Linked DNA regions of Homo sapiens: region 1 is linked to region 2. The links are chromatin contacts, found by Hi-C or POLR2A ChIA-PET in ENCODE. All regions are on one chromosome and are shown on one strand. The core of a region is the stretch at or near the end of the contact, and the rest is flanking DNA. Distances in the headings are between cores, read along the strand shown. Region 1 holds the start of SIX2 (SIX homeobox 2). Region 2 holds the start of LINC01833 (long intergenic non-protein coding RNA 1833).

Region 1 (6,958 bases), core at 443-2,942, 70 kb after region 2:
CTTTAGGCTGGTTCAGGAAGTCCTGGTTTACCTGAGGACATCCAACTCCCAGCCCCTCTGTGCCTCTCAGCTCACCGCAGACATTCCGACCTACCCATCAGAGGTAGGGCCTAAGGAGAGAGGCATCAAGGGCCTGGAGTGCCAGGGAAGGGCGGCTATCTCTAGCAAGGCAGAAAACAGGGCATGCGTCTCTTCTCTCCCAGAACTGACACTTCCTCCCTTTCACCTCTGGATCCTTTCTAAGGAGATAAAGGACCCGCTCTCAACTCCATGTGACAACGAAAATTCATGGCCTGGCTTTTCCCCATCCAGGTCATTCTAGGGAAGTTCCAGCCCCAGTCCCGACCCCATCACACTTTGGCCTGGAGCTAAGGCTGGGGGGAAATGCCGGGAAGCACCACCAGCAAGAAATCTGCAAATCCCCTTTCATCTGGGCTCAAACCCCTCTGTCCTGAGGATGACCAGACCTACTGTGCCTGCCTCACAGGGGATACAGGCCCACAGTTCTGCGCTGCCCCGAAGCTCTCTGCTTCTCCACCCTTTTCCTCTAGCGACCGAGTAGTTAGTTGACAACTTCCTGAATTGCTCTGCCCGCTTTAGACAAATCCCTGCTCGCCGGGTCTCCGGCATAGAAAGGCCTAAGCATCGTCCAAGTCAGGCCGGGCTGCCGCTGGGCTGTGGCCGGGCCTGGGGGCCCAGTTTAGGCCTCTCCGGGGGACCGGCAGAAGCCCTGCGAACCCCTCCCTTGGGCCCCGGGGAGCTGGCGCCGAAGAAGGTCTACTTACTCGTACCTTTCCTTGGCCTCGGCCGCCCGGTCGCGCTGCCGCCGGTTCTTGAACCAGTTGCTGACCTGTGTGGTGGTGAGGCCCGTGGCCTCCGCCAGCTCACGCTTCTCGCGGGGTGAAGGGTAGGGGTTGTGCGCGTACCACTCGCGCAGCACGCTGCGACTCTTTTCCTTGAAGCAGTAGCTGGTCTCCTCGCCGTCCCAGATGGAGCGCGGCAGCGGGAATTTGCGGCGCACGCGGTATTTGCCCACGGCGCCCAGGGGTCGGCCGCGCAGCTTCTCCGCCTCGATGTAGTGTGCCTTGAGCCACAGCTGCTGCAGCTTGGCGTGGTTGTGCGGCGAGAACTGGTGGCTCTCCAGGATCTTGTAGAGCTCGCGGAAGTTGCCGCGGTGGAAGGCCACCACGGCCTTGGCCTTGAGCACGCTTTCATTCTTGTGAAGGTGCTCGCAGGCGGGCAGCGACCACAGGAAGCGGCCCAGCCGCTCGATGTTGCCGCCCTGCTGCAGCACCTCGCACACGCACGCCACTTGCTCCTGCGTGAAGCCGAAGGTGGGCAGCATGGACATGGTGCCGGCTGCGTCCCCGCCCGCCCGCGCGCGCCCTCACCGGGCCGCGCGGTCCCGCATGGGAGCTTCCTCGCCGGGCCGTCCGGGCCGAGACGCGGGCGGGGCTGGCCCCCTGGCCCGGCACTGGCCCCCGGTGAGCCCCGAGTCACTGCCGTACGTCCCCGCGCCGGCCGCGGGTCCCACGAAGCTCCGAACCCCAACGGCCCGCGCGCCTGGCCCAAGCCCTCGCCCAAGCCCGGGGGCCGCCCGGGGCGCCGCTCCGCATGCTCCGCGCCCGCCCGCCGTTCCCTCGCTCGCTTCTCACTCGTTCTCCCTCCCGTCTAGCTGGCTCTCAGCTTTCTTAATAATATTATTCTAAGCGGGCATGAGGCGCGGCGGCCCGCGCCCTGATTGGTCCGGTTATCTGACCCGGGGCCTGCCAGCGCCAGACAATAGTCGGAGTCAAATTATTCGCCATGGAGACGCTGTCAGTCACTGGTAACCCGAGCCTCGGCGGGCCGGGCGGCTCCCCCCGGCCGGCTCCGCTGACAGATCGCCCCGCTCCGCGCAGAACTGAGGGCGGCTCTACTGGAGCCTGGGGCGCTCTGAGAGCCTGGGAGGCGGAGAGGGGCCGGGTTGGGGCCGGCGGCGGCGGAGATTGACGGGGCGGATGCCCAAAGAGGGAGGGAGGAGGAGGACAGGAGAGCGGGGGGAGCGGGCGAAGACGAAAAGGGGTGGATCGAGGTGGGGAGAGAAGAGGAGAGAAGGGAAGGCGGAGACCGTTTAAGGGGGTGTCCAGGAGGAAGGGGAGGGAGAGGGGTGGAAGGAGACTCCAGGGGAAGAAAGTTTGGGCAGCTTTGGCTAGGAGAGGGCTCTGCAGCCTCGCCCAGACCCTACAGGGTTCCCCTTCTCCCCAGGTCACCGCGTCCCTCCCAGGCTCTCTGTTCACCGGGCACATTCTACCCCGGCGCAGGCCAGTGGGATGGGAGAGTTTGGACGTGCTCGGGTGCCGCCCAAAGACTTGGCTTTTTCTGCTGACAGCGCCCCACCCCCATCCTAGAAACTCTGGACTCAGCGGTCCTCGAGGGAAAAGGGGAGGGAGTAGACGAAAGAAATGGGGAAGATTTGGCAGTGGCCGCAGGCGGACGCCGGAGAATCGACTTCCCGGAGGATCCCGCCTTTCCTCCCTCTCCTAGCCCCGCCGGCTGCCTGGCGGCCTGTACCGCCCCAACTCTGCGCTCTCTGCTCCTCGCCGGGCGGGGACTCAGACTTAACCCCACGGGTCCCACAGCCCGAGGAGCGCCAGGCAGTTCCGTGTGGCCTCTATGGAAGCTGACTCCGGCCGGCAGCTGCGACGCAGAACCCCGGACGGCGCAGACCCGCAGTCTGCCCACCGGGGCGGGGGAGAGGGGCGACGGCAGGGACTCTAGGACGGTGGTGGGGCTTCCCCGGTGGGTGGTCGGGGAGGAGAACGGAGGCAAGATTCCCAGTCCTCCCGCTTCGCCGCTGGGGATCGGCTCGGCTCCTGGCCACTCCAGCCTGGGAACCGGCTCGCTGAGCTCCGGGATGAGGTGCTTTAAAAGGGGGTCCTGTTTTTTGCTTCTTTGTCAGGGTGCCAATGGAAACATGTGGTGCTGGTCCTGTGGGAGAAGGGCTCGCACAAAGGTGGGAGAACTGAGGATGGGTGTGTTCTTGCTCTACGTTTTGAAAAGCCCGGGGCTTAGCTCCTTCCCGGACATGTCCTTTCCACTTCCTTCAGTTTCCTCCTCTTCCCCCCTCAGCTGCTGCAGGCCAGGAGCTCCTAGGGCCATACTCAGTGCCTGACCCAAGCCAGCACAAATCCTGGGCTCTGCCCTCAGCCAGTCTAGGGCTATGGAACCCGAGTCTAGGCCAGTTCCTTCTTTCCCACCCTTTTATGCTTTCTATGGAGTTTGTGCTAGGAGCGCGGAATGGGAGTCTAGAGCCCTGGGTTCAACTTTTGGTTTTGCTTGGTGTCTATGGTAAGGCATATATTTATGCCTTTGTGTTTATTTCCTTCTCTGCAAGATTTCAAAAATTTTCCCTGTGCTGCAGCATTCCGGAAGTCCTTTGGGAGTGTTGTAGGCATGAGAGAATGGAACCCTGGGACTCCTCTTAAGACTTTAGCTTCCAGGGGCCTACCCTGGCATGTTGAATGAGGCCACAGGGCTGACAAAGTAGGTCCCAAGCCAGTGCGGGTGCAGAAAGGGGAAGCTTTCTGCAGAAATCCAGGTGGCATCTTTAGAGTCTGTATCTGTGGGCTGGGAGGAGGTCTGCTGTGTCCAGGCCACCCTATCCAGAGTCCTATGCACTGCTGCACAGGGGCTGCCCCAGAGTTGGATCTAAGGACCCTGGGAGACATGGAGAAGAATTTACCGCAGACTGTGATGAGGTTCAAAGCCCAATTTGCTGACCTCCAACAAAAGTGCAACGTACTCTTTTCAGCACGTCTCCTTCAGCTACGTGGTTAAAAGGATTCACCTGGCTGGCTGGTCCCAGCCCTGGCAATGGCCATCTTACATCTTAGCGTGCTTAGGCTGGGGCTGCAGAGGAGCACCCTGGTCTGGTGTGGGTGAGTGAGACCAGGCAGTCACTTCCTGGTATGAGACCCTGGGCCAGTCCCCAGTCTGCTCTTCATTCTCTTCCACTATTAGATTGAAGCCTGGGTAATCTCTCAAGTTCCTGCTGGTTCTGGGATGGGGTGGGTCTAAGAACACTAACCCTGAAAAAGCATACAATCTCTGCAACCTCAGCCACAGCCTTCACCATGAATGTGCCACTCCTCTGACCCATGAAGCTTTAAGATTAAACTTCCCCCAGGACTGGGTCCCGCCTATGTTCAGTGAAAGCAGATTTTTCTGGAGCTTCAGACTCACTGTTCCTCCAAGTGCTGCCCTCTTTGCAGCCCCTGGGCCCTAAGCCCATGAATCAGACCTGCCAGGAGCCTCCAGGCAACACTAAGCAGCACAGAGAGAACAGAACAGACATGGGGCCTGCCACCGTGGATAACATACTGTGTGCCATATGAAAAGTCATTACAGAGGAAGCACTGAAAACCTGGAGCACCGTTACCCGATGTATGGGTGTGTGTCAATATGCCCCTCATTCTCCTCCTCCCCCATGTATGTAGAAAACTGGTTCCAGCACATCTGGGCCAGAACCTCTTGGTAGCAGCAGTAGCTGGGTTACATGCTGAATGAGGGTCTCCTCACACTCCTTAGCCCCTTCCCTGCCTGGCCCATTCCCCGATAGTCTTTGCCACAGAACAGAATACTTGGGAGGTGTCTGGATGAGGATTTAATAGCCAGCCTGAGCCAATGACAATCTCAGCCCCCTAGTTGCAGTGCCCAGAGCAATTGCTGAGAGGCCTACGGGGTGCCGAAACTTTTGGTTCTACCTCACTCCAATCTCCGGAATCCCTGTCCTCCTTCCTGTCCAAAGACCCATTCCCAAGAGGCTTGTGCTTGCTTTTTATCCAGCAAAAACGGGAGAAACTCCATGGCTAGGGGGAGAAACCTTTTCGGAACCATGGAAATTTGAGCTTTACTGAAACACCTCCTTTCACCTCCAAGCTTCCCTGAAGTCCCTGGGAGGATGAGACTTTCTGGAAAGCAGCAGCAGGGGTGGGTGGGTGCTCCCCAGTGATCTCAGGCTGATGGAATAGCTTTGTCCCAGACGAATTGTCAGGGACAGTTTGGGGTCTTTGTGCCTGGAGTTGGGCAGGAAGCGCCCAGGACAGAGCCAGAAGGCACCTACTGTCCGGCGCCCATTGGGCAGCCCAGGGCTGGCACACCGCGCCCAGCGGGTGCACTTCTGGGCAAAGGAAGAAGTCAGCCCACTGGCCTCCCGAGGGCTTCCCTGGTTTTGGGATGGGGCCGTTTCGCAAAGAATAGGGTAATCTAGGAAGAAGGAGCTGCTCTCTGGCTATTTCCAAGGCCAGCGGATGGGTAGGCCTTTGTTCTGGGCAAATCAGAAACCTTGTTTGTGACAGAGGGAAAAAGAGAAGGGGGCGGGTGCTCGGTGCCAAGTCAGGGGACCAGAGCTTTTTTTTTTCGGTTTGTTTTTGATCTTTATTTTTCCAGCCTATAAAGGCGGCAGAAATCCCCTGGGTAGACTCTGGCCCTGGCGCCGCCCGCCTCGGGCGCTCCATGCTGCTCCGCACCTCGGGCTCTGGGATGCTCCGGCCTGGATGGAGGCTCTCCGCCCTCTCCCAGCTCCGAGCGCCCCAGCCGACATGGGCCTGGCGCGTTCCCCAGACAGTCCCGGAGTTCTCTGGGCCTGGGCGACGTGTTTCGTTGAAAGCGGGCAGGTGGTGCCGGGCGGGGCTGCGCTGAGGCTCCGGTGCCTCCCCACCTGCCCCTCGTACCTGCCGGTCTGTCGGGTCCCGGCGGACGCAACCAGCTACTCGCAAACCCTGCACCAGCGGTTTTCCGTGTTGTCCTAAGAGGGGCAGGTCAGGGCGAGGCCAGTCGGCTCACACGAATTCTCTGTGTCGGAGAACACGCCCCGCGACGTTCCGAGCCCGGGCAAGGTTGAGAGGCGCTGGGCTCCGGGCGGTCGCACTCTTGGAACCGCGCGAACCGCGGCGTCGCCCGCGCCGCACGTGGCTGGGGCAGTCACAGGCCCCGAGAGCTGGAGCAACGGGGTCACCGCCACCCCTCTGCCCTCCAGGCCTTCACCTTGAGACCCACGCGGCAGCCTGGAGGGCCCACAAGAGCAAACGGTTTAGAGGCCGCGGGCTCACGAGGGATCTTGTTCAAACGAAAAGAACGAGCACAGGGGCTCGGGGCCAGCCTGGAGGCCGGCACAGAGGCGAGTCGGCCCGGGTGGCGCCGGGACCAGGCGGGATTTGGGGCGGGTATCCGGGCCCGGGCGCTGGCAGCCTCCCTGCGACCCCCGGCCCTGCGTCCCCGCCCGCGGTCCCGCCTTAGTCCTGGAGTCCCTTCCTGGGCCCCTTCGCCTGGGTGCGGAGGGGCGCGGGCGCGGCGGGCAGGGCCACGGGGCGAGGGGACGGGCTCGCGGCTTTGGGTTCAGGGAGCCGCGGAGCTCCACCGCCGGGTTGTTTTGCAATGGGGCTTTGGAGAGGTTGCGCGTCCCGGGCCCCATGGCTCCGCCGGGTCTGCACGCCAGCGCCCCCACGCGGCGGGCCCAGAGTTCAGGCCGGCGGGGCTGCGCGCTCGGCTCCCCGCAGGCCTGTAGCCCAGGAGGGAGAGGAGGGAGAGGACGCGGAGAGGGCCCGCTGGTTCTTCCCTCCTCACCCCAGCACTGACCCGCCTGTGCGCTGGCACGGAGGGCTCGAAAATCGGGGCGCGTCCGCGAAGAGCGAGACCTCGGAGACAGACACACAACCCAGAGGTGCACTAGGTTGCCAGACGGTCTGATCACAGGATTCTTGGGGGGATAGACGCTGGCTTTTCTCCATCACACGTTTCCCCTGCAACGTCTGGGTGCCCAGGAAATGTTTGAATGGATGCCTGAATGACCAATCGGGTTTGACTGACAGCAACAGCTGGGAAGTGACCCGGCCAATAGGAGAATGGCCCTCTTCCTCCTCTTTCCTCCCGCTCTTCTCTCCCAGCCCCCCCTCTTACTCTCCTGTTCCTTGGAGGG
Region 2 (7,191 bases), core at 1,654-4,153:
GCTCACGCGGGCACGGGGTCCTGAGGTTACCAACCTGACCAGGCCCACTGTGTGTCTGAGGGATCCTGGGCATGTTTGTGTTTGTGTGTTGGGGGGTGGGGTCCAGAAAGTCCTGAGTGTGGATTTGGAGCAGCCTGCTTCCCAAGCCCAGAGCATTAATTCCCCCCAAAAGTAACCCTTAAGGGCCCAAGAGCTGTGTATGCAAGGAGGGAGTGAAGGACCTTGAGCTCCGACTGTCCAGGGAAAAGGGCATCAGAGGAGAGGGGAGACAGAAAGGGAAGGAAGGCTACACTTCCTGAGGACTGAAGCACAATTTTTAAGAGGGTGTCTTATATTTACTGGCCAGCCATGTCAGCTGCCCCACTAAGAAAAGGTGAAGTAGATGACTGCTTTGGTTTCCCTTCCTTCCAGGGCTCTGGCTCTCTGCCTCTCTGCCAGGCTGCCAGGCCAGTCTTGCAGGGTGGTCTTGCCTATAGCACTTTTTTTGCCAGGCCTCCCTGGGACTAGAAGCCAAAGAAGGGATACCTCTGTTGAGGGGGAGTGCAGGACGGGCTGTGGTCCCCTGCCTTCCCTACTGCCACTTGTCATAACATGTGACTGGGCTCTGTGAATGGTGGAGGCAATGATGGGTTAGGGAGGGGAGCTGCCCACCCTTTCTCAAATCCAAGTCCTGGCACACCAGGTCTGGCTGTTCAGAAGGGGAACCTTGGGAAGAAGTGTGTGGCCTCTGGGCAGTGGAAGCCAAGGGAACCTAAGGTGATAGGAGGATGGAAGGCTGACCCTCAGCCACCCCAGCATTAGTCCAGATGCACCTTTAAGGAACTGGAGTGACTAATTGATTTGCAATTGGTCCACTTGGGAGAGGCTGGCAGTGCACTCCCTGGGCTGGATCCTGAGACAGCAAAAGCCTCTCCTGCCACCCGCTCCCCTCCCTGCACTGCCCCCAACCAGTATGGCTCACACCTCCCAACTCTCCAGCCCCTCTCTCTTGGGAATGGGTAACTGCAGGCAGCTAGGCTGGGTTTGTGCCCACCCTCCTGGGCCTGGCAGTGGGAGGTGCCGTGGTTCAAGACAGAGCCAAACTTCCCCTGTTTCAGAATGTGGGGGGTGGAGGGTCCTTTAGAGGGCGGCGGGGCTCATTAGGCAGAGCAGGGTGCCGAGAGGTGCGCGTCGCCGGCCCCTGAGGCCGCCTTTGAGCCGTCGGGGCGGCTTCATTAAGCTGCGCTAACAAGGCGTACAAATGCCGAGCCCAGCAGCTTTCTTGCAATGCCCGGCCTTAGCAGGGCGCCGGACTAATGAGGGTCACTCAAAGGGGCTGATCAAATATTCAAATTTCCCCGCACGCCAGGAACTTTTATGCATGGAGAAAGTTGAGGCAACTGAGCTGTGTTTACTGTCCGGGGCGACAATTGCTTGGAGCGCCAGTCCCCGGAGGCTAAGGCGGGGGGCGGGGGTGCGGGGAGGGAGCAGTTGTTGTTGTTGTTTTTCAAAGGAAAGTAATCGGGGTCCTTGAAGGGCTTCGCGGCCTCCCCGCCTGCGTGCTGCGCTCCCCTGCGCCCTCCCTGGCCGCCCGCGCCAAGCGCCTCAGTTTGCAGCTTGCGGGGAGGCCCAGACTACGGGCCACCCGGCCAGCCTCCGCCTCCCGACATCCTGGGAGCCGGAAGGGGCGTTGCCCCCACAGGGCAAACCTTCCCCCGGCCTCCTGGTCGGCTGTTTAGAGCTGAGCAAGGCCAAGTGGGTGCAGCTGCCCCAACCCTCCGGATCCTCGTCTCCCGGAGGCCTGCAGACCCGTTGGCTTTCCCTGTAACCCAAAACAAGGAGAGAGTGGGAGGTCTCTCGGGCGTTCTCCAGATGTGGTTGAGACTTTCCCAGTGCTGGGGTGGCGGGTGACATTTGTAAATAAATGCCAGTTGGTCCGGGTACAAGGAGAACACTATTTAAACCCCAAAGACATCTTTTCTCCCTGCCCCACCTGAAGGCGATATTTTAGATCGCCGGGGCCAGGATTGAAGCGGGGATGATGGCAGCAAATTTGTTCTGCACAGGTGACCCGGCCTGTACGGGCGCCAAGTCCCAGATCCCGCAATCAGAGCGGCCAGAGAGCAGAGAAGAGACCTAGAGGATCTGCAAGCTGACCTATCCACCCGAGACTCTCCGCTCTGAGCGACCCCAGGGTGCAGGCGCCCTCCACGCGCCACCTCCTCTAGCGGTCCCCCAGGGTCCCTTCCCAGTCCTCGCACTGCCCTAGGGCTTGCTTGGTTCCCAGACCAGCGTGGAAGGCCGCTGGGCCCCGGAACCCAAGGTCCCTCTGCTTCTGCTCCACTCCCCAGTGCCCAGCGCCTGGGAATTTGGGAGGGGAAGCTCTGGCGCTCCACAGCCCTGCTTCCCACCCAAACACGCACTCAGAACCCCTCGACTGAGATCCTATGGAGCCTGCGCCCCCAGCCCGGCGGGGAGCCAGTCCGGCCCTCCGCTCTGGGACCAGCCGCCCCGCCTCCCTGCCCTGCTCTCCGGACTCTCAACTTACCCGCTCCAGGAGGCGGGAGTACTGCTTCAGGCCAGAGCCGAAAGGCGCTGGCGGCGGCTGGACCGCGAGGTGGGCTCGGTGGGCGGCGCCGAGCTCGGCTCTGCTGGGAGGCGCGGACAGCCCGGGGCTGCCACCTGCCCCACCGGGTCCTGGCGCACAAAGCTACACGCCTCTCTGCAGCCCTCTGCCCTGCTTCGCGTTCCGGAACCGCGGTCGCCACCCAAGCAGGCGGGGTGCGGCAGGGCGGCAGGGCGGCAGGCGCTGGGGCAGAGGCTGGGGGGCGGGGGTGTCGCCAGAGTCTCAGCCCCACTTGCCTCAGTTCTCCCTGAGTGGCGATGGTTTTTTATTTCAGCGCTTTCGGCAGAGCCCGCAGCACCTGCCCAGCCTCCCTCCGGGGCTGGCCGGGCAGTGGCAGGGAGAGGCCAGGTCGCCACCACCCGGAGGCGGGGGTTTCGGGGACGGGGAGGGGACTGACCGGGTTCACCCGCCCGCCCGGCGCCTGGGTCCCCGGCTCCGGGGGATGCAGTTTCGGGGTCACGAGCTGCTTTCAAAAAGTTGAACACAATATTCGGAAACCCACCCGTAGGAATTCTCCCCCCACACGCGGCACAATACCCACTCCCCTCCCCTTTTTCATTCCTTCCTCCCCCGCTTCCTCCTCCTGCCCCTTCCCCCTCCCACCCTTCAGCCTATAATCCTTCCCCTACGAGAGAAAGGGATCGGGAAGAAAACATGAAGTGTCTGTTTTTGTGTCCCAACCTTTGGGCTCTTTCTGGGCCCTCAGTGAATGACCGCCCAGAGCTTTCAGCTGCGTGGAGAAGGACTCATGGCCAGGAGGAGAGGAAATATATATGGAGTGGAGAGAGCACTGAAATGGGGCTTGGCAGGTCTTCCCTTTGGAGGAATATTTTTCTGCCCCAGTCGTCGTGTTGAAGACCTGCTACCCCACGGCTGTCTCTGGCTAAGTGAGCCAGTATTGGCCCCTCGCCGGACCCAGGGCCTCCCTGCCGCCCGGAATCCTCCAAGGAGGCTTGCACTTGTCGGCTTGCTCTTCTCCCCGGCCCTCAGAGGCCTGGCACTGCGGGAGTCAAGGCCTAAGCAGGGCTCCAGCTCGGGGTTTAGGGGCTGGGACACTCACAGCCCCAGTCACGTTAGGTTTCCCATTTAAATTCTCTCTCAACCTCTCTTTCTCTCTTCCCTCATTGAGATCACCAAAGTGGTGTGGACACGGCGCCTTGCCCCCAGATCTGCATCGGAATGCAGAAAAGATCTTTAAAAAAAAAAAAAAAAAGTTTTGAATTCCTCAATGATTTTTCTTCTGGAAAGGCAGCTTAGGATAATTATTTCAGCTTTATTGAGGGCAGATTAGTTGAAGTCTGGGCGCTGCGTTTCAATACGCGTTGTACACGGGCCGACAATGTGGTCATTGTTGGCTACTGTGTGTGAATCCATTCAACATATACACTTTTTAACACCAAACCGAGTCCTGTCTAAATATACACAGTGCTCAGGGAAAGACGTCTCTGACCCCGACAAATCTGCGTAAATCACACTTCCATAGTTACAGAAGCCTCACAAAGGGAGGCCCGGCTCAAGATGCTGATTACAGCTTCTTAAAAGCAACATACCTAAGAATAAATACCCATGCCTGGCCTAGGGGCTGTGGTGGCCAGAGGCAGAGAGGGCCCTCTGTGTTCTATGGGCCTTTTGGCGTCTGTTTTAGGCTTTCGATGTTACTTTCCCTAGAGAAATTAGACAGTTTAAAAATAATAATGGTAATTATTATTATTTTACAATACGAGCAAACAAGCAATTTTCAGGCCTTATTCACTTCATCCGGGTGGCTGGCCTCCAAAGTTTGAGTGCCCTCTGGGGCTGGCAGGCAGGACCAGAGCTCCTTCTGTTGTGTGGTGAGGAGTGGGCATCTGTAGGACTTTTCTGGGTCCAGAGGGCTCTTGGGCTTCTCGGCTCCCGCAGCTCCTCCACCACTCCTCAGAGAGGCAGCTGAATTCTGGGAAGAAACAAAGAGTTGAGTTGCTTCTTAAGATGGAAAGAAGTGTACTGTTTGGACTGTTATTTTAAAATACAGGGTGGTGGGGGAAATCGAGGCTCCTTGGCCGGGGAGGGAGTAAAGAGAAGCCTAATTGATGAAGAGGGAGTTGAGGTGAATGCGGTCCATGGGCACCGATGGGGGAGGCAAGAGCGGCCTCCAGCACCCTGGGAATTGGGCTCAGGCTCCCTGGCGCCAGATACCCTCGGAATCCGGGATCCCCGGCTGGCGCCACGGCCCGCTGGGCCAAGGTCGGTGCTTGGTGGGCCCCATGATCTCATCTCTCCTTTCTTCCTTGCCACTATTAGTGCTCACATAGGCAGAAAGAGGCGGCCCGACGTGCAAACCATGTGCAAACCGCGCCCGCTGGGCTGGTCAGCCGTCTTTCCTTGCCTGCCGACCTGGACTATGTGGAGCCTGGGGGACCCTCTTGCCTCCCAACAAAATCCCCTCTCTAATTGCACATCCCATTCAACAACTCTGCCCAGGGCTTTTCGAATTTCTGGATCAACTTCTTTAGGAAAAAGGGAAGAAGAAGTCTCAGAGACAGCGGTAGAGAAAAGAGGAGAGAGAGGGAGAAGAGAGAAGAGAGGAGGGGGAGGTAGCGAGATTAAGAGTTGCAAAGATAAAAAAAATTCTCTTTATCCCCCCACTTCTCCCTCCTTCCCTGCTCTCCCCCTCCCCCCGCCCTCTGGCTAAGTGGTAAAACCGTCCTTACGTTCTCGGTATTGATTGGCAGGGCTGACAGTGATTGGCAGTGGTTGCCGTGGCAACGCCACAACGACACGCCACAGACCAATAGAAAAGCGAAACAAAATGTTTCAATGCTGCACTCACTGTGGATTTAGGGGAGATATTATGAGGCTGTTGTCATTAGGGCGATTGCGGTGGAATCGCTGAATCTTGACTCGGCGGTGGTTGGCTCTCCCTCTCCTCTCTCCCTCTCCCTCTCCCTCTCTGTCTCGGGTTCTCTCTCTGCGCGCGCGCACCGGGCCGCTCTCCTACCTCCCTCTCTATGTGGCTGCGCGGGTGTGTGTGTGTGTGGATGTGTGTGGGGTGTGGGTGTCCCTTACGCCCTTCCTCCTCTCCCTCCTCCTCCTGCTCCCCCCTCCTTTCCTTCTCCTCCTCCCCCCTCTCCTCTCCCTCCTCCTGGTCCTCATCGCCCCTCTCCTCCTCTTCCTCCCCTCTCTCTTCCTCTCCCTGAATTTTCTCCTCTCCTCTCAGGTCAGTCCATGGTATTCCGCTCCCCCCTAGACCTCTATTCCTCCCACTTCTTGTTGCCAAACTTCGCCGATTCTCACCACCGCTCCATACTTCTGGCGAGTAGCGGCGGCGGGAACGGTGCGGGAGGCGGCGGCGGCGCGGGAGGCGGCAGCGGCGGCGGGAACGGTGCGGGAGGCGGCGGTGCTGGCGGAGCAGGCGGCGGCGGCGGCGGCGGCTCCAGGGCCCCCCCGGAAGAGTTGTCCATGTTCCAGCTGCCCACCCTCAACTTCTCGCCGGAGCAGGTGGCCAGCGTCTGTGAGACGCTGGAGGAGACGGGCGACATCGAGCGGCTGGGCCGCTTCCTCTGGTCGCTGCCCGTGGCCCCCGGGGCGTGCGAGGCCATCAACAAACACGAGTCGATCCTGCGCGCGCGCGCCGTGGTCGCCTTCCACACGGGCAACTTCCGCGACCTCTACCACATCCTTGAGAACCACAAGTTCACCAAGGAGTCTCACGGCAAGCTGCAGGCCATGTGGCTCGAGGCGCACTACCAGGAGGCCGAGAAGCTGCGCGGCCGCCCACTCGGCCCGGTGGACAAGTACCGCGTGCGCAAGAAGTTCCCGCTGCCACGCACCATCTGGGACGGCGAGCAGAAGACGCATTGCTTCAAGGAGCGGACTCGGAGCCTGTTGCGGGAGTGGTACCTACAGGACCCCTACCCCAACCCCAGCAAGAAACGCGAACTGGCGCAGGCCACCGGCCTCACTCCCACACAAGTAGGCAACTGGTTTAAGAACCGGCGGCAGCGCGACCGCGCCGCGGCGGCCAAGAACAGGTTAGTGGCGGGGCCCGCGGCCTGGCTACAGCCTCAGAGGCCTGGGAAGGGGAGAGGGGTTGAGATGGGGCTAGCGGAGCGGCCGCTGAGAGCCAGGGAAGCCGTGACTCCTGGCCAGTCGGAGAAAGTTTCCGCTTGTCCGGGACGCGCGGAAGAGGGGGCCGGGCTGGCTGTGGGTGTATTGATTGCTTTGACCAAGAGGGGCTTTCGTCAGGGCAGAGAGTGTGTGCTTGCGACCCGAGTACCCGCAGCCCCTGGGAGACTTAGCCCTGCGCTGCACCCGTGCCTGCCTCCTCAGCCCTGCCGCCAGCTCGGCGATCCTCTGGAGCCTAGAGACAGGGAGGGAAGGAAAGCACTCTTTGCCATCTGGTTCTTATTTCTGTGCGTTGCAAAACCCCGAGAGAAATCCACTAGCGTCAGAGAGAGGAAAGTGAACCTGGGTCCCTATCACAAGGGGAAAAGGCCAGAGGCCACTGCGCAGCGGGCCTGTTTCCCCGCAACGCTGCACGTTGCCTGACCGGGAGCAGGAGAGCCGGGCTGGGAGTGGAGAGGCCTAGCGTGTGCGTGTGCGTGTGT

Evidence for each region. Hi-C counts contacts between places; a loop is a spot of excess contacts on that map. ChIA-PET counts read pairs that join two places held with the same protein, here RNA polymerase II (POLR2A). Pooled maps may share reads with other maps.
Region 1: a map of HUES64 shows a loop between it and region 2 (3-fold over the local background). The contact joins the promoter of SIX2 here to the promoter of LINC01833 in region 2. A Hi-C loop is called at or near these places in 2 of 168 maps with a recorded cell type or tissue (HUES64 and naive thymus-derived CD4-positive, alpha-beta T cell), 18 of 37 single-sample maps with no recorded cell type and 14 of 50 pooled maps. POLR2A ChIA-PET finds 5 or more read pairs at or near these places in 2 of 52 experiments (AG04449 and H1).

Annotation. Positions count from the first base shown.
Region 1 is chr2:45,007,760-45,014,717 of GRCh38, forward strand. It overlaps SIX2 (SIX homeobox 2), which reads right to left and starts at 1,693. Exons shown (of 2, transcript NM_016932.5): 1 at 792-1,693. The coding sequence starts at 1,351. RefSeq lists enhancers at 388-1,161, 2,166-2,765, 5,029-5,849.
Region 2 is chr2:44,936,296-44,943,486 of GRCh38, forward strand. LINC01833 (long intergenic non-protein coding RNA 1833) reads right to left here and starts at 2,904. Exons shown (of 2, transcript NR_147195.1): 1 at 2,528-2,904. It overlaps SIX3-AS1 (SIX3 antisense RNA 1), which reads right to left and starts at 5,583. Exons shown (of 2, transcript NR_103786.1): 1 at 5,415-5,583; 2 at 3,859-4,538. SIX3 (SIX homeobox 3) reads left to right here and starts at 5,407. Exons shown (of 2, transcript NM_005413.4): 1 at 5,407-6,615. The coding sequence starts at 5,810. RefSeq lists enhancers at 586-1,119, 1,120-1,652, 3,071-3,572, 3,573-4,072, 4,841-5,367 and 1 more and silencers at 1,526-1,605, 2,600-2,729.